2 separate regions of the Homo sapiens genome follow, and region 2 is linked to region 1. A link is a loop called in an ENCODE intact Hi-C map of the cell type or tissue named here. Cell type or tissue: Calu3. All regions are shown on one strand. Each heading gives the region's core, and the rest is flanking DNA. Links, peaks and the distances in the headings are about the cores only. Region 1 overlaps LINC02725 (long intergenic non-protein coding RNA 2725). Region 2 has its middle 55 kb from the start of LINC02725.

The links. Peaks named below come from ENCODE experiments on the same cell type or tissue, not always from the same donor. Only the 100,000 strongest peaks of a DNase experiment are listed, where the experiment ranks them.
Region 2: a loop joins it to region 1, with 2.8 times the contacts of the local background. A loop is called at or near these places in 6 of 110 quality-filtered maps.

The regions. Positions count from the first base shown.
Region 1 is chr11:128,130,496-128,141,472 of GRCh38, reverse strand. The region is part of intron 2 of LINC02725 (long intergenic non-protein coding RNA 2725); the gene reads right to left. Among named protein-coding and RNA genes, the nearest start is that of LINC02725, 40 kb to the right of the region's middle. In Calu3, for the core only: no CTCF peak of the experiment used is centred there; a DNase peak (open chromatin) is centred at 5,772.
Region 2 is chr11:128,034,808-128,045,784 of GRCh38, reverse strand. No RefSeq gene overlaps it. Among named protein-coding and RNA genes, the nearest start is that of LINC02725, 55 kb to the left of the region's middle. In Calu3, for the core only: no CTCF peak of the experiment used is centred there; a DNase peak (open chromatin) is centred at 5,934.

The DNA.
Region 1 (10,977 bases), core at 1,876-9,875:
CATTCATTTCATCTTCCATCACTGATACCCTTTCTTCCAGTTGATCGCATTGGCTCCTGAGGCTTCTGCATTCTTCACGTAGTTCTCGAGCCTTGGCTTTCAGCTCCATCAGCTCCTTTATGCACTTCTCTGTATTGGTTATTCTAGTTATACATTCGTCTAAATTTTTTTCAAAGTTTTTAACTTCTTTGCCTTTGGTTTGAATTTCCTCCTGTAGCTCGGAGTAGTTTGATCGTCTGAAGCCTTCTTCTCTCAACTCATCAAAGTCACTCTCCGTCCAGCTTTGTTCCGTTGCTGGTGAGGAACTGCATTCCTTTGGAGGAGGAGAGGCGCTCTGGTTTTTAGACTTTCCAGTTTTTCTGCTCTGTTTTTTCCCCATCTTTGTGGTTTTATCTACTTTTGGTCTTTGATGATGGTGATGTACAGATGCGTTTTTGGTGTGGATGTCCTTTCTGTTTGTTAGTTTTCCTTCTAACAGACAGGACCCTCAGCTGCAGGTCTGTTGGAGTTTGCTAGAGGTCCACTCCAGACCCTGTTTGCTTGGGTATCAGCAGTGGTGGCTGCAGAACAGCGGATTTTCGTGAACCGTGAATGCTGCTGTCTGATCGTTCCTCTGGAAGTTTTGTCTCAGAGGAGTACCCGGCCGTGTGAGGTGTCAGTCTGCCCCTACTGGGTGGTGCCTCCCAGTTAGGCTGCTCGGGGGTCAGGGGTCAGGGGTCAGGGACCCACTTGAGGAGGCAGTCTGCCTGTTCTCAGATCTCCAGCTGCATGCTGGGAGAACCACTGCTCTCTTCAAAGCTGTCAGACAGGGACATTTAAGTCTGCAGAGGTTACTGCTGTCTTTCTGTTTGTCTGTGCCCTGTCCCCAGAGGTGGAGCCTACAGAGGCAGGCAGGCCTCCTTGAGCTGTGGTGGGCTCCACCCAGTTTGAGCTTCCTGGCTGCTTTGTTTACCTAAGCAAGCCTGGGCAATGTTAGGCGCCCCTCCCCCAGCCTTGCTGCCACCTTGCAGTTTGATCTCAGACTGCTGTGCTAGCAGTCAGCGAGACTCCATGGGCATAGGACCCTCCGAGCCAGGTGCAGGATATAATCTCCTGGTGCGCCATTTTTTAAGCCCATCGGAAAAGCACAGTATTAGGGTGGGAGTGACCCGATTTTCCAGGTGCCATCTGTCACCCCTTTCTTTGACTAGGAAAGGGAACTCCCTGACCCCTTGTGCTTCCCGAGTGAGGCAATGCCTTGCCCTGCTTCGGCTCGCACACGGTGCGCTGCACCCACTGTCCTGTGCCCACTGTCTGGCACTCCCTAGTGAGATGAACCCGGTACCTCAGATGGAAATGCAGAAATCACCCGTCTTCTGCATCGCTCACGCTGGGAGCTGTAGACCGGAGCTGTTCCTATTTGGCCATCTTGGCTCAGTCTATTTCTAGCTTTCCTTTTGATTATTTATTAAACTTTCCATTTTGTTTTTATATAACTCATCTGTTCTTGCCTTTTGTACACTTTTTTTAGTAAGTCCTTTAGCATATTAGCATATTATTCATAGTTATTTTAAATTTGTGGTTTTATTATTCCAAACTCTCTGCCATATCTGTATCTGGTTCTGAGACTTCCTTGATCTCTTGAGTTTTTTTTTGCCTTTCAACATGCCTTGCAATTTCTTATTGAATGCTAGACATGATTTATTAAGTAAAAGGAACTAAGGCAAATCAGCCTCTATTGTGAGATTTTATGTTTTTGTGGCTAGGAGTTAGTGTGTGCCTATTGTTTACTATAGTTGTTGGTGTCAGGGGTTAAATTTTCCTGAGGTATCCTTATTTGTTTCTTCTTTGTTGTTTTTGGGTTTCCCTAGAGACTTCTTAAATAAATTCTGAGACTTACAATTTTTTAGTTGTAATGCTTTACTATATGGATGCTGTATTGAAGTGGTGGTAGATGTTGGAGAGGTTTTCTATAGTCCTATGATTAGTTCTTTATCTTTTAGTGAGCCTGTACCCCTGGGCTGTAACCTTTACAAGTGTGTCTCAATTCCCTCTCCTCTTTCAGTGACATAGAAAGGCTAGATAGAAATGGAGTTGAGTGTTTCAAATTGCCACACATAGAAGGCTGAAACAGGCTGTTGTTAGATATTGCACTTCCCCAAGGTTAATTAGGCTCTGTAAGACCCAAAGTGGTTAGGCTCTGGTAAAATAGTTTCCTTTGAGAGTTGGCTTTTGTTAAAGAGAACATAATACTCTGGGCATATTTCAAAAATGATCGCTCTTTTCCTCCCCCTAAAGGAAGCATAAGATAATATTTCTTTGATCTTCATCCTAACAACCTGGGTAAGGCACCTGGGGGAAAAACACATGAAAATGTAGAGATTGTCTTAAGAATAACTTCCCCCACTGGATTTTTTAACTCTCAAGCTTATCTACTCTGAGCCTCCAAAAATTTACTAATTAGCATTTAAGTTCTCCCACCATGATACTGGATTCAGAGGTAGACTTCTGGGCTGCTGCTCTGGTAAGCTGTGATTATCCATATTCACTTGCCTCTCCAATTTAGAGGGTAGCAGTTTTCCCAAAACTTACCCAAAGGGGCTGTAGCCAATTTTGAGAGCTCTCTTTACTGAAGGCATGGAAATTGAAAAAATTTTAAGTTGAGACCCTAATTATTTTAGCTCCACTTTCATTAAATGAACCACTTTCAGTTTAATTAACATTCTTACAATTTGGGAACAGAAAGAGCTCTTAGGTAAAACAAAAATTTCCCTCATCTAGAATTTCGGAAAGTACATTCCATGAACAAGTAGTGCTAGAAGGTGTTTATTAGTGTTCACTGAAAATCCCAGTTCCATGGTCAAGTAACTTTAGTAATGACTGCGTTGAATAAAACCAGATGAATTTTTTTTTTTTTTTTTTTGAGACGGAGTCTCGCTCTGTCGCCCAGACTGGAGTGCAGTGGCGCGATCTCGGCTCACTGCAAGCTCCGCCTCCGGGGTTCAAGCCATTCTCCTGCCTCAGCCTCCCAAGTAGCTGGGACTACAGGCATCCACCACCACGCCCGGCTATTTTGTATTTTTAGTAGAGACGGGGTTTCACTGTGTTAGCCAGGATGGTCTCAATCTCCTGACCTTGTGATCCACCCACCTCGGCCTCCCAAAGTGCTGGGATTACAGGCGTGAGCCACCACGCCCGGCCATGAATTTCTTTACTATAGAATTTCTCCCATCATTTATGTTAATATTCAGTGCTAATCTCTGCGATAGGAAGTAGAGTGCTTTCTGTGTACCTGCTGAGGACTGTTTGTCAAATAATGACCACAAAAGGTGACCACAGAAAGAGCTAGTATTTCCAAGCATACACTTCAGTAAATTTAGCCCTATGTCTATTTGGAATGATTATTTGCTTATGTTTCTAGAGACATAGCAGAGATTTCCGACATCCTACAAATGCAATTCACAAGACATAGCTGTCGCAGAGCCACCAAGATGTCCTTGTTGGGCATGGAACAGGGCACTTCCTGGGCTCTCTGTCAGGCCTCAACTTATCAAGATAATTGTTGGGGTGAGAAAATCAGTTGAGCGACTACTGCCCTGGAGAGAGTTAGGGAAAGAAGGTGGTGAACCAAGAACAAGTCAAATAGAGCCATATAACTGAGGCCAAGTAGGCAGTGACTGAGTCAGCACTGATTTGCCCATTGCAGGGAGTACACAGGGGAAATCAGCTAATCAGAGCTTCCGGGCAACTCATTACCCTTTACAGTGGAAAGCATTTATAATGGAGGCTTCTTCCCTGACTTTAAATAAAGCGTGTCTTGGGAAAATTACTTTCTAAACTGGGCTGTAATGATCCAACTCCCTATTCAATAGATGACTGTGTCGTTTTAACTTCCACAGGTATTAGAATAGCACAATAATATTCGTGTGGGGAAGGCAAATTGTGCAGTCTATAGAGAGGTTAAATGAATGAAGTCAAAATTGTAGAAGTAATAAGGCAATGTGATTCAATAGGAAAATAACTATTATTTTATGAAAATGTATTGTCTGTAGAGATCTTCAAAGGGCTGGAAATGGTCCTGTTATTCCTATTCAGAAGAGAAACTTTAGATCAATAGTACTCTTTATGGCAAAGAAATTGGCCAGTAGAGGAAAGGGTATAGACATTAAAATAGGTTAGACTTGGGTTTTAAATTCCAATCCATTGATTGTCTTTTCCTTAGCATGGAGGCTAGGACCTGCGTCAAGTCATAAAAAGCCATAAATAGTTACAAGGCCTCAAATAACTTTCATCATGCTCTACCTTGATGCATACCTTGGTTCTTCAGCAATATGACTTGGAAACTTTGTTGTTCTCTCAAAGCCTCAATTCCTCCTCTGAAAAATTGGATTAGTCCTACTTAACTCATAGAGTTCAAAGGAGGTAAATTTTAAGTGTACATAAAGTGTCCAGCAAAATTCTCAAGCATACAATAAGTGACAAAAAAGCATTCACTGAGCGAGTTAGTGGCAGGCTAGGCACATTTTACCCTCTTTGGTAAATTACCAACCATCAATGCTGACATTTTCTTTAAAAGGCAATAAAAGGCCTCCATTATCAATCACTCATGTTCCAGGGAAAAGTTATTTAATCTGAGATGGCTGTATAACTTCAGGTAAGCTATTTAACAACTCTGTTCTTGGCCGGGTGCGGTGGTTCACGCCTGTAATCCCAGGACTTTAGGAGGCCAAGGTGGGCAGATCACGAGGTCAGGAGATTGAGACCATCCTGGCTAACACGGTGAAACCCCGTCTCTACTAAAAATACAAATATTAGCCGGGCGTGGTGGCGGGCCCCTGTAGTCCTAGCTACTCGGGAGGCTGAGGCAGGAGAATAGCGTGAACCCGGGAGGCAGAGCTTGCAGTGAGCCGAGATCGCGCCACTGCACTCCAGCCTGGGTGACAGAGCGAGACACCGTCTCAAAAAGAAAGAAAGAAACAAACAAACAAAAAAAATCTCTGTTCTTCTGTCATGTTTCTTTTGAAATAATTCCATCCCATCTTAGTACAAAATCGATTTGGAGTTAGGAGACCTGGAGAGGATACTCAGCTTCCTGAGACTTTAGGCCAAGTTCCTTAACATTTCTGAGTCTGTTTGCTTGTGCATAAAATGCCTATGATACTTGTCCAATTTATTTCATAGTTATGTAGTCAGGAGCAATTGAGATGAAGTATTTGGAAATCCTAAATTAACTTTGTAAAGCAGGCTATATCTCTAGGTTGATTTCAATGTTGTTTCTCCAGCATTGGAAGAAGAGAGTTCACAGGTCTCTACTGTTGGGGGTCCATTAGGGTGCAAAGACTTTGCTTGGGAATTAGGAGATCATGGTTTTCATTCTAACTGTATCTTCCTGTGCTATCTTAGACATTTAATTTTATCTCTTTGTTCTCCATTTAATAAAAAAATTGTTCCCCATATGACAAAAGAAATTCAGGGAGTAGAAGAAAAGAAGATTTGATCTCGACTCTCCATTCTAAAAGTCTAAGAATATTACAATCCTTCTTTTCTGTTGGCATTCTAAAAAATGGAGTCAACATTTGTAGGTCTAACTGGATTCAGTTGTTTATAGAGCGATACCTGCCAGAGGCATATAGTGTAGTTGGATAATCCTGCTGTATTTCTGTAAAATTACCTTTTTCTTTCAGAGGAAACAAAAGCACAGCTTGGTCTCTTTTTTTTGAAAGAACCTTTTGTCTCGCATTCTTGTTGGTCAGATACCAGGTGCCAAGAAGCAAGTGATCCCAAAGGAATTTCACTTTGGCACCACCGAGGACAAAGGGGTCATTTAAAAATTTCACAACCATGGACAGGCTCAGCACCTAGTTTGAAGCATGGAGCCTGATTAATTGGACTGTCATTTCCAACAATTCTGAGCTTTGGCCTTTTCATTTGCCAGAAGGAAAAAGAAAGCAACATTCCTACACTTAATTTTCACAACCTTGAGCCAACAGTATGTGACAAAATCAACCTATTTCTCAACCATGGATTTCTTCTCCCTGTGATGCTTAACCTCACTGGTTCTTTTCAGTTGTCAAATTGAGGTAACATATAAAACTGAAATGTGAATGCAAGAAACCACTCCCATCCACACACTCTCAACATAAAACACACACACTTTTTTATAGCTAGATGCACAGACACGCAAGTACATACTCACACACCACAAAGATACGTCCTTGAGAAAAAAGTTTTTTCAAGAATATGAATATTGTTTGTTACTCTCTGTGGAGTTTTTAGGGGACAGATTTTTTGCATTATGTGTTGTACTTGTCTTATTTCATAACCAACTACTAATAATGATATTATTTAAGATGGTGGTAATAACAGTTGCCATCAATCAAATGCTTATTATATTTGAGGCTTTGTGTTAAGCGCTTTAGTCATAACATTCTTCTCTGAAAGGATATTAGATCAATCTTGTTATTATTATCAGATATCATTGTTATTATGGACTTCTAGATGAAGAAACAGAAGCTTTGGAAGATTTAGTCACTTGCCCAAGGACACAGTGGGCTTCAACTGCAGCTCAAACCAAATTATTTCTGATCCAAAACCCCACACTGTAGACCTCTCTTCTCTACTCCTTTGTACGCATATGCCCAAATTTAAAATCCCAGACAACCAAAGTCTTTTTAAAGACTTTGAAGCCCTAATCGAACTGTAACTATTAAGCACCTCTGTGAGTCTTGAATAGAACCCCTTTTTAGTTATGAAGCAAGAACTAGGCAGAATTCATTTCTAGTCTCATAGCAGAGAATTAACAGTGTATTATAGGTTGAACAATATAAAATTCCTGATTCTTGACCATTTTTAACAATAGCAATGGCAATTTAATATGGATTTACATATTCCAAGCACTGTATGTTTGGCATAAACCATGATATTATTTCAAACAGGAGCCAGGCAAGAAATATAAGTATCTGAAGCATTACTTATAAGGCCATAGGGGACATCTGGATGGTGAAGAGCTGGAGAGGACAGGCTTTGTCAAAAGCCATTAATAGAAAATAAAAATAATATTAAAAACAAAAAACAGCTTACTAGCATTAAAAACAAAAACAACAACAAAAAAACCCCACCACATTGTCATTTCTAACCCCTAGTTTATAAAATAGACTCACTAGCAATTAGGAAAAAAAATAATTGAAGGCTATAGTTTTCATAAAGCTACACACAAATGTAGAATCTTCAAATGAGCCTTTCAGAAACAGTAGAATTAAAACAATTACAGAGACATGGCCACAGACCATTTATTTTAAAATATCTGGTCCTGTAACACTTTACCACAGTATGAAAAAGATTAATAATCTGAGTTTATACAACAATATTTTGGGAAAATGTAACACCACTCATAACACAGTCTCATTAGAATGGGTTCTATACAATATGACAATAAATTAAAAAAAAAATTATCGAACTCCTCTATGTGCCCAGTGCTGTGCCAGGTGTCATGAGAAATAGGAAAAAAAAAGTGCAACCCAGGCGTTCTTGTCCTTACCATGCCAACAATTTGATTTTTAACTATCCCCAAGTTTTATTTTATATTCCTAGCTGATGTTGATATCAAGGGACAAAGTCAAAATTCATTCTGGTGGGGAATTGACCGCTTCAGCCTTTTGTTAAGCTACCATTCCTTTTCTGTCAAAGGGTGTCAGCCTTTCTACGTGCAAGGGCCTGCCTGCCTAATTTGGACAGAGTGGGCCAGACTGCCCATGTCCTCCCAGCCCTTCCACTGGAAGTTGGATCCCAGCCTCACAATCATTCCTGGGAGGGGGAGGTGCAGCTCAAGCCAAATTAAGCCAGTGCTAGGAGTGACAAGTAAATGAGTGCAAAGCTGCTCCAGCTCTGTCTGCCCTTTCAGAAAGTAATCAAGTCAAATTATCTATGAGAAGAAGTGAAGTTGAGGGGGCCTGCAAATGAAAACCAGACTCAGGCAGCGGCTGACTTGAGAAAGCCCAGGAGCTCTATTAAAGACAGAGAGAGGGAGAGAGAGAGAGAGAAGAGAGAGAGACATTTTTTTCACTACCCCCAGACTGTTTACTTTTAAATATTTTGCTTTCTCCCTTGCTCATGTCTACCCCTTTGTTTATTTTTATTTGTTTCCTTTTCTGGATCTTCTAAAACTAGGCTGAGGACTCCAAGGGCAGGCAGAAGAGCCCATATCTGTGTGGGAACGGGGAAAGAATAAGGGAGCCTAGAGTGGGGCTCTGGCACAACTGTGCCTGGGTTCTGGGGTGCCTTTCCAGTGGGAATGACAGGTGGTGGTCAGAACTGGCTTGGGTCTAAATCTTCTGAGTGCAGCTTTTGGTCCAAACTGCAGGTCATTGGTGAGCCCTGTAAAATGCATTTGGATCCTTTAGGCCACTGATTCTTCTCAGGCAATTTTACTCTCGAGGGGACATGTGGCTATCTCTTGAGACATTTTTGGTTTTTGGTTGTCACATCATTAAAAAGTGAGATTTGATACTGACATCTATTGAGTAGAGACCAGGCATGCCCCTAAACATCATCCTATAATGTACAGGACAGCTTCCCATGAAATAGAATTATCTGGTTCAAAATGCCCCTAGGGCCCAGAATGAGAAACCTGCTTGAATAAGTATTAAATGACAAATGGTCTGGAAATGAAGAAATGAGGGCTGGAGCACCTCCTCCAGCTGCCCCTAATCCTAACGCCTTCAAATGAGGGCATCCCCTGTGCCCTCATTTGAAAATGGAGGCTGAAGTTGCACAAGAACTGGCCTCTCCAGTGATGATTTCTCCCCCTTGGAAATAGAGCAGTAGCTGTACAGTCACCTGGGCCCTCTCACAGGACTACACCTCCTGTTCTTCCATCTACCCCCGAGAACCATCACATTCTCTTTCCGACAGAGCCATCTCCAAGGAGCACTCGCCTTGACAAGACTACAGGCCCACATCACATCACTACTTCATCCTCCTCTTTCCAAACTTAAATGTGTGCCCAGGTGAAATCAGGAAGGGGGGGCTTTCAAGGGGAAAAGCAAGTATTTATAGTCTTTATTGGACTGTGTGGATCAAAAGGGAGAAACCCAATTACTTTGCCATAAGGCCGCGAACCACTTGGCAAATGAGTCTCTCAAGCCAAAACATTGCTAAGAGCCTGGGGATGGTCAACAGTTGTTCCTTTGGAGCAATATTGGATGAGGGAGTTGAGCAGTGGGAAGGTAGGAGGTAGCATGGTGACAGTGTCCCAGTAATGCCCTCTGGTGTCTGCGTCACTTTATCTCCTGACATTCACAGGCCCTTTCCTGGGCCCCACCTTTGAGGGGTGATCAGCCCCTCTGAAAGGTTTTCTCTGTGTTTGGCATGATTTTCAGGGTCAATTGGCTTCAGACTCTGTGTGCTCTTGCGAAGAGCTACCCACCATTTCTATTTCTAATAGAACAAATACGGTTTAGTTGGGCTAATTGTTTCTAAGCTCCAGAATGATGAATAGAGGAAACTATTTAACTCTGTCTCTCTGGAGCCCACTGAGGGTTTGTTATGATTCAGAAGTGAACTTGGGAAAATAAATGATTGTGTGAGCCCAGTTCCTAACAGATCCATGGGCATTTTTGTCAACATCAAGCAAGTTCCGTGATCAAGTGGTCACAGAGCTCTCCCTAAGAGAAGCAATGGTCAATTATCTGTACTGGATCTGGTGGCTCCGGAAAAGGGACCTCTAAGCCTCCTGTCCTCAGACTAACCTGGAAGGCACAGTGTCTTATGCCAGACTTTATCAGACAACAACAGGAGCAAGAAAACACAGCTTCAATTTATAAAAAGATAATAAAAGATAATATTTAGATACAAATTCTTATCATCTGTCTTCTGCTTTTTTCCACTTCAGTTCTCTCTGTTTCTTTCTCTCTCTCTCTGTCTCTCACTACAAAAGCCCCAGTTCAAGGGGATTTTACTTTGCTTTGGCAAAAATACCGTTTTACATTTCCAATAGGTTTAAATGCCTGTAAAGAGGCTCAGAGGGTGGCTTGATCACTGACAGCCTCAGACTAAATGATTTTTTGGACGCAGTGAATGCAACCCTATCAGAAGCATGTGGAATTTTATTTTGCTTAAAATTCACACCACTTTAAATTAAAGGAAGAAGCATTAGATCAAAGGGATGCAAAATTTTGTTCAGCCTCAAGAAACCATGGGCAAATTGTTCACCTCACTTGGTTTCAGTTTTTAAAGTACGGAGGATACACTAGATAATCTTGTATGCCCTTCGGACACTGACATTTTGTGGATTTTTGAGCCAGAATTCATCCTGCTCATATACTCTGTCAGCCTTGCTTTTCTGGTGAGAGTGGGGTTCTCAACAAGTCAGTAAGGTAGAGACCCGAGACTGGATTTGTACAACTTCCATTGGTCTTCACTCACCATAACAACAACAACAAAATGAAAACAAATAAAAGCCTCAAACACATAAGCCATCTGGAATTTTAGCTCTTATTTTGTTTTGTTTTGTTTTCCTATTTTAGTCAAGGTGGAAGGGGGCAGCTATAATGAGGTGATTCAAAAGAAGCTCTGCAAATTTCGATAGAACATCAAGAAATCACATTGTTTTTAAGAGGCTGAAGTATGCTTAGCTGAATGAAAAGCAGAAGGAGTTGGGAAATTTACACCACCTATCATCCTGCTGCCTTTTGTTCAGTTAGCCTCTGCTTGCTTGTGAGGAATGGTGGCATGAGTGATTATAAACAGATGCAAGAAGAGTAACACTGTAGTCTGAAGAGTAGGGCAGCTAATATATGAAAATACACTTTTCTAGGGCCTCTCCTTTGGCCTTAAGAGAAGATGGAGCTCCACTTTGCTATAGCCTGGTGGAGCAGTTGGCACTCTGTCCATAGGGCCTCTACTAACAAATAGTCTCAAAAGAGTAGCTAGAATAAGGGAAACATCGGTTACAACTCTGGTTGATTAGCTACAATACCAAGATTTCCTTCTTCTATGCAA
Region 2 (10,977 bases), core at 1,693-9,692, 96 kb after region 1:
AAAACATTGCCTCAGTCTCAGTCCCTGCTAACAGTAATTTTCATAGTACTTCCCAATAATTTTTACATAGACTATTTTAGCCTTTAGAAAAATGCTCTAATAAAATAGCTGCAGCAATTTGCAGACAGGGAAGCTGAGAAGAAGAGGTTAAGTAAGTTACACAACCATGTGGAACAAACGGCCCACATTTTCCATCTCCAAATCAGGATATTTCCAAAACTCAACTTCACATCTGTGGTGTGTAGCACATTCCTAGCACGAATTATCATAATAAACAGAGGGAAATTCACTTTAAAACAATAAATTATTATGCTTGGATAATGGCAAACGATGGGTCATTACTCAATTAACAAATTTGTAAATTTGTGTCTTAAAATTGTTTGACTAGATTTTGGCTTGTGTGGTTGGCAAAGAGGTTGTGAAGTTCAGATTTCCTGCTGTGGAGAGCCTAATTTACTCACCACCCCATATGGACCTCCTACTGTGTTTCTTCCTGCTACTCTCAACCAATGACTGACTGCATTGGGTACTAGGGCAGGCTCAGTCCTGTGGGAGGTAGGACTTTTCATAGGTGTTAGCCTCTGAAGGCTCTCCCTACCTTCTCCTGATCCCTCCGTCAATAAATGTCTCACACATCTAATCTCAATTTGGAATCTGCTTCTTAGTGAACCTGAACTAATGAAATTTGTATCATTGCCCTTCCTCATGTTCCCCTTTTCAATTAATTAATGTGTCCATTCTCCATGTCTACATGGATTTTCTCCTTTCTATGTGGAATCTCCAAAATGTAAGTGCAGATCCATATAGCTAGATCTGATAACTAACTGGTTGGGAATGAAATATAAATGCAGACTTTCCCAAGCTTGTTTAAATCTTCCAGAGCCTATTAATGTAAAATCAAAAGTCAGGGAGATATGTGGTCAAATTGGGATAAAGAAGGGCATAGTGAATCTCCTCTGCAGGTTTGTAGTCCACTTTCACCTTTTAAAGAGTGAGAAAACCTATCATTGAACAAAATAGAAAGTTTAATTTTGTTTCTCTATTTAAGTTTATCTGTTTACACCATATTTATTTATTATTTTCTCAAGAAAGGAATATTTTCCCCCAGGAGAATATTCCTCTCCACCACTTCTGTTTCTAAGAGTTCTAACCATCTTCAGCTGCAATATGCGTCACTTATAATCTCCCTCTAACTTTGTGTGACTGTGGAGCTTAAAGTTGGAAAGCATCTCCTCAGAGAGAAAGACTATTGGTGAACTATTTTTTTTTTTTACTATTCACAATAAAATTACAACTTACAGACTGCAAATTGAATAGTATCATAATACATGTTATTTTTCCAAAAATTGACATACCATAACTTAGTGGGTTTGTATTTGTGTGTGTAGGATGTGCTTAGTATTACATGCTGTGTTTTACTGCAAATCTCTGTTATGGATCATTAGCTGAAACTTATGTTCATCCATAAAAAAATTAGGTCCCACAAAGGTGAATTTTACCCAAAACATTTTCTCCTCCTTCTAAATTAAAATCATCAAAAGATAATAATAACCAAGACAAAGACTAATTCTGAATAGAATTTTATCACACCCTATTTTACAGAGAAGGGAAGAGATACACAGGGAGTTTACATAACTTGTCAAATGTCACTTGGCTAAATCGGTAGGTTAAATAGGGATATGAACCCAGCTGGTTTCATTCTTAACCACTCCAGATTATTACCTCTCAAAGTCTTGGGAATTAGTTCAGCAACAGTATTTTAAGCAATAAGATTGGCAGTTAGAAGGCAAGGGAGCTTCAGTTTTAAAATTCTGACTGAAAAGACTCTTAGCATCAAATTTTATACCCAGATACACTATCAGATGTGATGATAAAATATTTCTGATATATTGGAGCTGAAAAACTAACTTATTACCACCTTATTTCAGGATGATATTATAATATGTTTTTGAACAAAAAATTAAAGAAAAAAGAGATCAAGAGGAAAATTTTACATCTAGCAAAAAGAATAACTAATGTAAGTGAGCATCAAAAGAAATATTCAGGTTTATACCTGGAAAGAAGACCTTCACAGAAAATAGTACAAATTAGAACAGAGGGCAAATCTGAGTATATGAAAAATAATGCTTTTGGGCCTATGGCAGAGATTAGAATTCTTGAAAAAATATCAGTTACTTTATGGAAAACTAGGTAAATGAAAAATTGAGGAAATAACTCCAAAAAGAAGAGCAACAACAGCATCAGAGGGCTTATAGGAAAGATGGAAGTAGAATAGTGAACAATATTTGGATACTCATAAGAATGTGAACTATCGATTTTACTAAAAGCTGTGATATAACTATGTTAGGAAGCTGGGAGTAGGTGAATCTGGGATGGTAGTGGGTGTAGAAAAGCTAATCCTCATCTCCAATTGTAGGTTATAAGTATATAATGTGTAAAACTTAGATAGATTGATATACACACACATAGAGACACATGAAATATATACATATATATATATGTCTGTGTGTGTGTATGTGTGTGTGTGTATCCATTCTCTTAGATGGGTGAGATCCAATTTGATCTTCCTATTTGTGGTTTCATTGACATTCCTTCCTTTTGCTAGGCATATATATATATACACACACACATACACACACATATACATATACGTAAATATAACAGATATATATATATAAGTCTAGCAAAATAAACATACTATTTAGACATATGAAAGCTAAGATCATGTGAAATAACCAGAAAAATTAAGAAGAGTTACCTGTGGAATAAAATGCCTGAGGAATGGGATGGGGTGGAACAGGATACTCTTTCACTTTAAGACTTTTAGAATTATTTGACTTTAGAAATCATTTACAGTTGTTACTGATATAACATTAAAACTATTTAGAAATTAAAAATTAAAAAACATTTTTACTATGTCTTTCCCTATTTATCAAGGGGGAGTTTGGAGCAGGAACAGAACTTGGGGGAAAAGAGAGAGCTGTTGTTTCCTTTGAGCATAAAAGTAGCCCTTGAATATCTTTGCATGAGGTATTAGGGCAGGAGTGGACAGAAGCAGGCAGGAATGTGACCTATGGATTTGAAACATTAGTTCTCAGTCCTCAGATCATGAGCCATGAAGAGAAGGTCACCAAAGGTTGTAACTATTTTTTTTTCTTTGTTGCCTGCTTCCATCAGTGCAAGCCCAGGTCCTGGCTCATTCTGCTCTACCCCCGCTGTGGAAATGGGGAGGACTGCCTGCCTTTCTGTCCATCCCACCCTGGCTCCCCTCACCAAAAGTGGTGGGGGTGTGGGGTTGCTGGTCGGGCTGGACTGTGAGCACTGACAGGGCCCATTAATCATGCATGTGGCAGGCATGCTATCTCTTTCATCTCCCCTGGGCTTGATTATTTAGGGCAGCCGTGGTGTCCTCTCACTCTCTCTCTAACCATATGCAAATATTTACTCCACTGATTTGTGTGCCACATCCTTTGGTTTCTTTCCTGATCATGAAGCTGATCATAGGAGTGAGATCTAAAGTTTAGGTGTGGGCTTTGGAGTGGGTGGATGCCAGCCTTAGCCCAATTTGGACATTAGCTCAAGCCAAGATATGCCAAGCCAGCTATTTCAGAGAGCCCTGTTTTTAGGCTTGGGTCTTCACCTAGCTTGCAATAAAATGCTACTTTATTTGTTAATTGTCTACTGATCCTTTCACAGGGATCATTTGGGAATCCTATTGGGGGCTGGGAAGGTAGATGGTTTGGAGGGCAAGATTCTGGTATTCCTGGGTCCCGGCTTCTCATCACCATTTAAAAAAAGAGACCCACTTTCACATTTACCTTCACTTCTAATAGACATCATGAAGAATAAATAATCATACTTACTTCATGGAAAGACTTTTTTATGTACAAATGTAAAGACCCAAGAACACATTGTTTATAGTCTTGTTTTCTCACAAATCCTTATACAACAGACCTTGATTATTCATGAGAGACCTAGGGATATTCATAAAGTCCTCTCCAGTCTAGAAGTCTAGATTGCCTATTGGAATTTCCATTCTTTCATGTGCTTTTATAATAATAATTATTATCATTTTATTTCTATTGAAGAATCAGAAACAAAACATTCCACATTGTGTACGTATATCCAAATATCACATTGTACTCTATAAATGTATATATTTATGTTTTGTCAATCAAAAATAATATTAACAATACATTAAAAAATAATTTTAAAAGAAACAAAAGGTCGTGCAAACAAAAGCCAAAATAATAATATGTCTTACAGTAAGTAAAGAATTAATAAATGTTGGGAAAAAACCAACATTCTGGTTATGGGCATTGATCTAATAAGTGTAGTTCCCCCCACCGAGCAATTTCATTATAAAAATGAAGATCATATTCTCTCTACTCAAATTAGAGGATTTCTAATTTTATGCAACTGATTCATCACTTAAATTCAGTAGATGAAACTCTAGCCACAAGACTTATTTCATGTAGGCTCTCACTAAATCACTGTACAATCAATGTATGGATTTGTGTAGGGGTTGGATAGAAGTATTTATCTTTATTTCCCTAATTGTCAGAAAATCAAATTTTGTCATTTAAACATTAATTTCCTCAGTCATTGCATCATGAGAAACTAGGAATCTGAAATTTGTCTCTCACTAACCTAACAGTTTTATTTGAAAAGTAGGTCCAACCCAAAGTCATCCCTCTTGAGAACAGACAACATGAGGTGGGCTTGCTGGGAACGTGTCTAACTACGGACCCTGAATTTCTTGGCCATGGAGTATATATAAGTTGAGTGATTTTTCTCTTGGAAGCTCCTGTTACTTATCCAGCTTCATGTTTTAAGCCTAAGCATTTTGCTGCAAGGAAGTCATTCAAATGTGTTGAAATATTAGTCTCCCACTGAAGAATTTTAAAACAACATGTTATTTCAACACTCTCTGCTTCAATAATCAGTTGTTTCCAGGCTCCCTGAGCCTCAAATCATATCACAGCTAAATCTTTCTTCTGCACATTATCTGAATATTTACCTTCCTGTCCATGTGGAAAGTAAAGACTGATTTCGATCTGGCTGTGAGAGAAGCCAGGTTGATGCTGGCATGGGAACATCTGTTAGATGGCTGAGCTCCAGCTCGGTCGTCCTATTTGTGGTTTTATTACTTTTGTCTCTTTCTTTCCTTGTACTGTTAATATTTTAGAAAAAAAAGATTGACATTTATTAAAATGAAAGTCTACATGGAAGTGCTAATTAAACTGAATGACATAAAAATCTCAACTGTCATCCAAAACATGTTCATCAAATGACACACAAATGATCACCAAGAGTCAGAATGTATTCTTCAAAACCTCTGGAATTGATTACTTTTGCTCATCGACTTCTTATAATAAGTGTCGCTTTGTTTTGTGCTTTACCTTTATTTTAATAATGAAATTAAGTAAGTTAAACATATATCAATTAAGCATGGAAAATGTCACTCATGTTAAAAAGGCACTCAAAAATCAGTCACTATTCCAGACACTGTGGAAGTGATACAAATAGATGAATGGTAATGCCTCTCCTACTAGGTCTACCAGGGAAAACTGGCATATACATTACTAATTCATGAAAGATCGTAATAAATAATATAAAATACATAAAATGCTATGCAAATATGGAGGGCGAAGGGATGGCTTCAACAATTTCTAATATATGTGTGAAAAGGATAATAAAGTATTACATAAAAATTACCCCATAAAATCCTCACGCATTTCCCCAACTTGTTCTTACAAAGACCATCCATTTTTGACCCGTGTTAAGCCCATCCCTACCCTCTGTCACAATTCACACTCCACAAAAGCTCTACAAATTACTGCCCACACATTGAAATTGGTTTCATATGCCTTCTGTCCCCAGCTGCCTGCACCCTGGCGATGACTGCCTTGCAACACAGTCATGAAGGGCGTCGCCTGTGTGGTTAGCAGAGTGTAGGTTAGGCCAGGAAGTCTTGTGTGAAAGAGTAGCTGTTGGTGGTTTGGCTTAGAGAGCAGGAGTCTTGCCAAGGATGGCTTTGCTGCTAGCTTTAGAAATGATGGATGGTGGCCACAAGGCTGTTTCTTCCTCAGGACTCAGAAAAAGTTTATGAAAAATGACACGATTGTACACAGATGATCTTGGCGAGCCACTCCAAGCTTACACACAGAGCCTATACTCTCCCTTGGTCAGAGGATATTTAACACGGGTGGTATTGCCTGGGGATTTTGAAGCTCTATATGCACTTGGAATTGGCTATAAAGGGTATCCCTGAGCAGAACAGTCAGAGATATTGAAAGTCCTCTACACACAAGCCACATACACTACACCTTCTTATACACCACATATATACACCACACACAGGTCATATACACCACACTTTCCACTGTATACCACGGATGTGGCCTTGGTATTTGTTTATTCATTGTTTTGTATTTTACAGTCCTTGCTCACCCTAGGGGTCAACATGAGGAAGGACAATAATTTGAGTTAAATTCCCAGAATACCTTTGACATTTCCTTTGCTTATTTCTTTAATGCTAACCCTCTGTAAGAGTGGAGTAATATCTTACCACATGACCATGAAAGTTTTGTGTAATAAAAGGAAGTGAACCAAGATGAATAAGATAAGATGCAGAACAAAATTTCCATGACATTTTACGCTGTTCATACAATAAAAAAATAAATAGAGAGACACATAGCTGACTTTGCATTAAGAATTAGGAAAAGCAGGGCACTTAGGATAAGAAGGTACATTCGTGACCTCTTGGACCAATGTCGGTCCAGTGCGTTGACATTTCTGGAACAGCATCTGGACATCAGGCATTTAACCAGATCATTGGGATTTAAAGACATGTAAGACGTGGTTACTGAATCCAAGGAGCTCACTGATCGAGAGAGGACACAGGCCAGCAATCTCTCACAGTGCCCTGTGGTAAGGGCTGAGACAGCCACCATACTCAGTTGCGCTGGGAACACAGAAGCAGCTCTCGGGGCAGACCCATAGGGAAGATGGAATAGGCTAAGGGAAGAGAAAATATTTGAGGTGGGTATTTAAAGATGAGCACAACAATCTCCTTAATCTATACATGGGAAAAATAGTGAGGCCCGGAACGATGTAGAAACGTTACCTGCGGGCCCAAAGATAACAAGCCAGTGTCCCTCTCTGACTTGGAAGAAGGAGGAGGGAAGAATCAGAGGGTAAAGAGCTGGGCAGCTGGACTGGTATGTGAATATCCGAGGCAGCCAGACACGCTGCATCGTGGGAGGGAAGAGTTCAATGCTTTCTGACAACAACATCAGTGGACATCTCAGGAATCCAAGAGAAACGGGGATGCCACCAGGTGGCAAAGGGGTGTGTGAGGACGCTTCCAGATCAGCTCTGCAGGAGAATATACATTTATTTTACTCCTTTTATTTGTAAGAAAATGTATTGAATTGTTAAGCATATTTTGTCCTGGTTTTAGCCGTTAAAAAATTCCAGTCAGTAAAATAACATCTGAGGATGCACAGAATGAGAGGGGCATTCGGGATCTTTCCTTCCACAGAGCCCCTCTGCTGGCTCGCCACCCCGTGAACCTCATTCAGCTCAGGCTGCTATTCAGAGAGAGCCCGCGGTCCCCGCCCCTATGCAAGAGCTTAGGGGGGGAGTTAAGACCGCTGCACAAATATATGAAATAAAAGGGCTATGGCAAATGAGTCATTTAAAGTATAAGGAATTGGGCTGGGCACTGTGCCTCACTCCTGTAATCCCAGCACTTTGGGAGGCCGAAGCGGGTGGATCACTTGAGGTCAGGAGCTCCCAGGCTGGCCAACATAGTAAAACCCCCTCTCTGCTAAAAATACAAAAAAATTAGCTGGGTGTGGTGGCCTGCACCTGTGATTCCAGCTACTCGGGGGGCTGAGGCAAAAGAATTGCTTTAACCCGAGATGGAGGCTGCAGTGAGCCGAGATTGTGCCACCGTACCCCAGCATGGGCGACAGAGCGAGACTCCGTCCCAAAAAGGAAGAAAAGAAGGAAGGAAGGAAGGAAGAAAAGAAGGAAGGAAGGAAGGAAGGAAGGAAGGAAGGAAGGAAGGAAGGAAGGAAGGAAGGAAGGAAGGAAAGAAGGAAGGGGAATTGGAATTTTTTTCCTCCTGGAAATGCTTTCCTCTCATGGTGTCTATTGGATTCCTTCTCTCGTTTGTCTTAGTTCATTCCTGGCTGTTCTTTGTTCCTGACTTCTCTTCTTTTGCGTGCAACCGAGACATTCTTTGGAGTTCCACGCTTGACTTTTCCTCTACCTGCAGGTCCCCCAGCTTCACTGGCAATGCTTACTGGAGCCTTCCAGAACTCATTCCCACACCCAGGGCCCCTTAGCTCGAGGTGTGCCATCTGCACCCTGGAGGCTTCTCAAACTTATTACACCTGAGAACACACTCGGTAGCTTCTTCCTATTTCTTCTGACAAATGATGTTGCTGTCACACCTGGGCCAGAAATCTGGACACCAGCCCTGCCTTCACCCCATGCTAACCCTGCATATGCCCTGGCCAGCATCAGGCTGTTGATTCTGCATTCGTATCTTCTCTATGTCACAGACCAGAGTCATTGGCTACAAGGTACAGAAACTTTCTCAAGGCAGATGAGGTAAGGGGAGCTTGTTGTAAAACCATGGCAGACAATTCCATGGGCACCCAAGGGAATGACAGACTCAGCAAGCCATAATGAGGGCTGTGACTGGAACTGGAAATTCAAGAGCCAAGGATGTTCTCTCTATCACTCAAGAGCCCCAGAATCTCTTTCTTTGCTCCTGATTCCTTTCTATTTCAAGAGAAATCATGTCCTGTCTGAAGCTGTCTCTGAGTCCAGGGATCCACGGATATGGAGCACTGGACACGTGAGCCTGTGGCTCAGCCTGCTCCTGACTTGCCTCAGGGCCTATCAGGTTACACTCTCATCCTACTCCTGCATGTCTGCCTTGCCCACCACATTCTCCAAAGACTGTGAGCTCTGTGAGGGCTGTGATTGTGTCTCACTCATCTTTGTATTCCCCAGAAGTCATCACATTCCCTGGCACATAGTGACATGCAATAATGCTTGCTGACTGGACATCTGTCTCTACACAGACAGTGCACACATTTGCCATAACCTCAGTACAGACCACGTCATCTCTGAATGACTGCGAGAGTCTCAAGTTCATCTCTGGTTTCTACTACTTGCCCCCTGTTTGGACTGACCTGTTTCCCTTTGTCCATGTGAGTGTATCCTCTGCAGAATGGCTGGAGTGACTATGGTGAAACTCAGGTCAGACAATGGCATGTCTCTGCTCAAAATCTTCCCGTGGCTTCCCATCTTGCACTGATGCCAAATTCTTACAGGTGTGAAAAGCACTGTAGGATCCGACCCTGCACTGCCTCCTGCAACTCCTCCTAACACTGCCCAGTCACTGGGCTCCAGCCACAGCAGCCCCTCACTGTCCCCCATCACAGCCTTCTAGGACGCACTTGACCCACCCTTTGCCTGGAAGCCTCAGGCAGAGATCTTCACGGCTGCTCTTTCACATCCTCTAGGTCTCCGGTCACATATCAGTTTATCACAAAGGTCTGCACCCCAAACCCTCTATATAAGGAAATACGCCCATTGAGGTACCTCTATGCCCCTTTTTTTGCTTTGATCTTTCATGTAGCATTTTCAAAATGAGCACCTATTATATCTTTTGTACTAATGTTATGCTGTGTGTCTCACATCTCTTGAATATCTGTTCCTTAAAGTGACAGACTTTTAAACTGTTCACCGATATATCTCAATACCTAAAATAGTGCTTGACACAGTTGATTCCGAAAAAATGTTTTTTGAAATGAGTGCATAAGTCATTGGAAAGATATTTATAATGCTGTTTTTATTTGCTTTTCTCCAGTTTTAACCTGCTCTGTGACTTTATGTTTCTGCTACCGTAAATCTATTATTTGTTGCCAAATCGGCCACACATCCTCTGGTTTTATTGTGTGGTGGTGGCAGGCGGGTGGGGGGGCAATCTTTGTTTTAAGGTTTAAATTAAAGTGTAGTGCACTTCTATCCCAAGGAGAAGAAAAAGATCATATAGAGATGAATGGAAATTAGAGGTATGAGTGGTATATTAGTCAGGGTTCTCTAGAGGGACAGAATTTACAGGATAGATGTATACATAAAGGGGAGTTCATTAAGGAGTATTAACTCACACGATCACAAGGTGAGGTCCCACAGTAGGCTGTCTGCAAGCTGTGGAGCAAGGACACCAGTCAGAGTCTCAAAGCTGAACTTGGAGTTCGATGTTTGAGGGCAGGAAGCATCCAGCACGGGAGAAAGATGTAGGCTGGGAGGCTAAGCCAGTCTAATTTTTTCACATTCTTCTGCCTGCTTTATACTAGCTGTGCTGGCAGCTGATTAGATGGTGCCCACCAAGATTGACAGTGGGTCTGCCTCTCCCAGTGCACTGACTCAAATGCTCATCTCCTGTGGCAGCACCCTCACAGACACACCTAGAAACAGTACTTTGCACCCTTCAATCCAATCAAGTTGACATTCAATATTCACCATCACAAGTGGTCAACCATGCTGTCTAAACCCTGTGTATGTATGTGTGCCTGCTCCCGTGTGCATACAGAAGTGTGTGTGTAGGAATGCACATGGCGTGTATGTGTGTAGACACTTCTGTAGCACTGTCCCTGCATGTGCAGGTGCATATGCAATTATTCCCAACACTGTCCATTGAGAGGGCCGAGAAGGAGAGACAGCCTAGGAGCAATGAGGGTGCTTAGTGTTCAAATCTGTCTCTGTATGAAAAGGAAACAAGAATCCTCGGGGTGATGGCAGAGAAAGTAGGAACAAGATGTGCCAGGAATATCGTGTTGTGCCGGAAGTTAAGGAAGTGCTTAAAAACATAATGGGGGCATGTCGCAGAGACACAAGAGCCAGCCCAGAAGGAATCCCATTGGCCAAATCTGAGACATTTTGAGCATC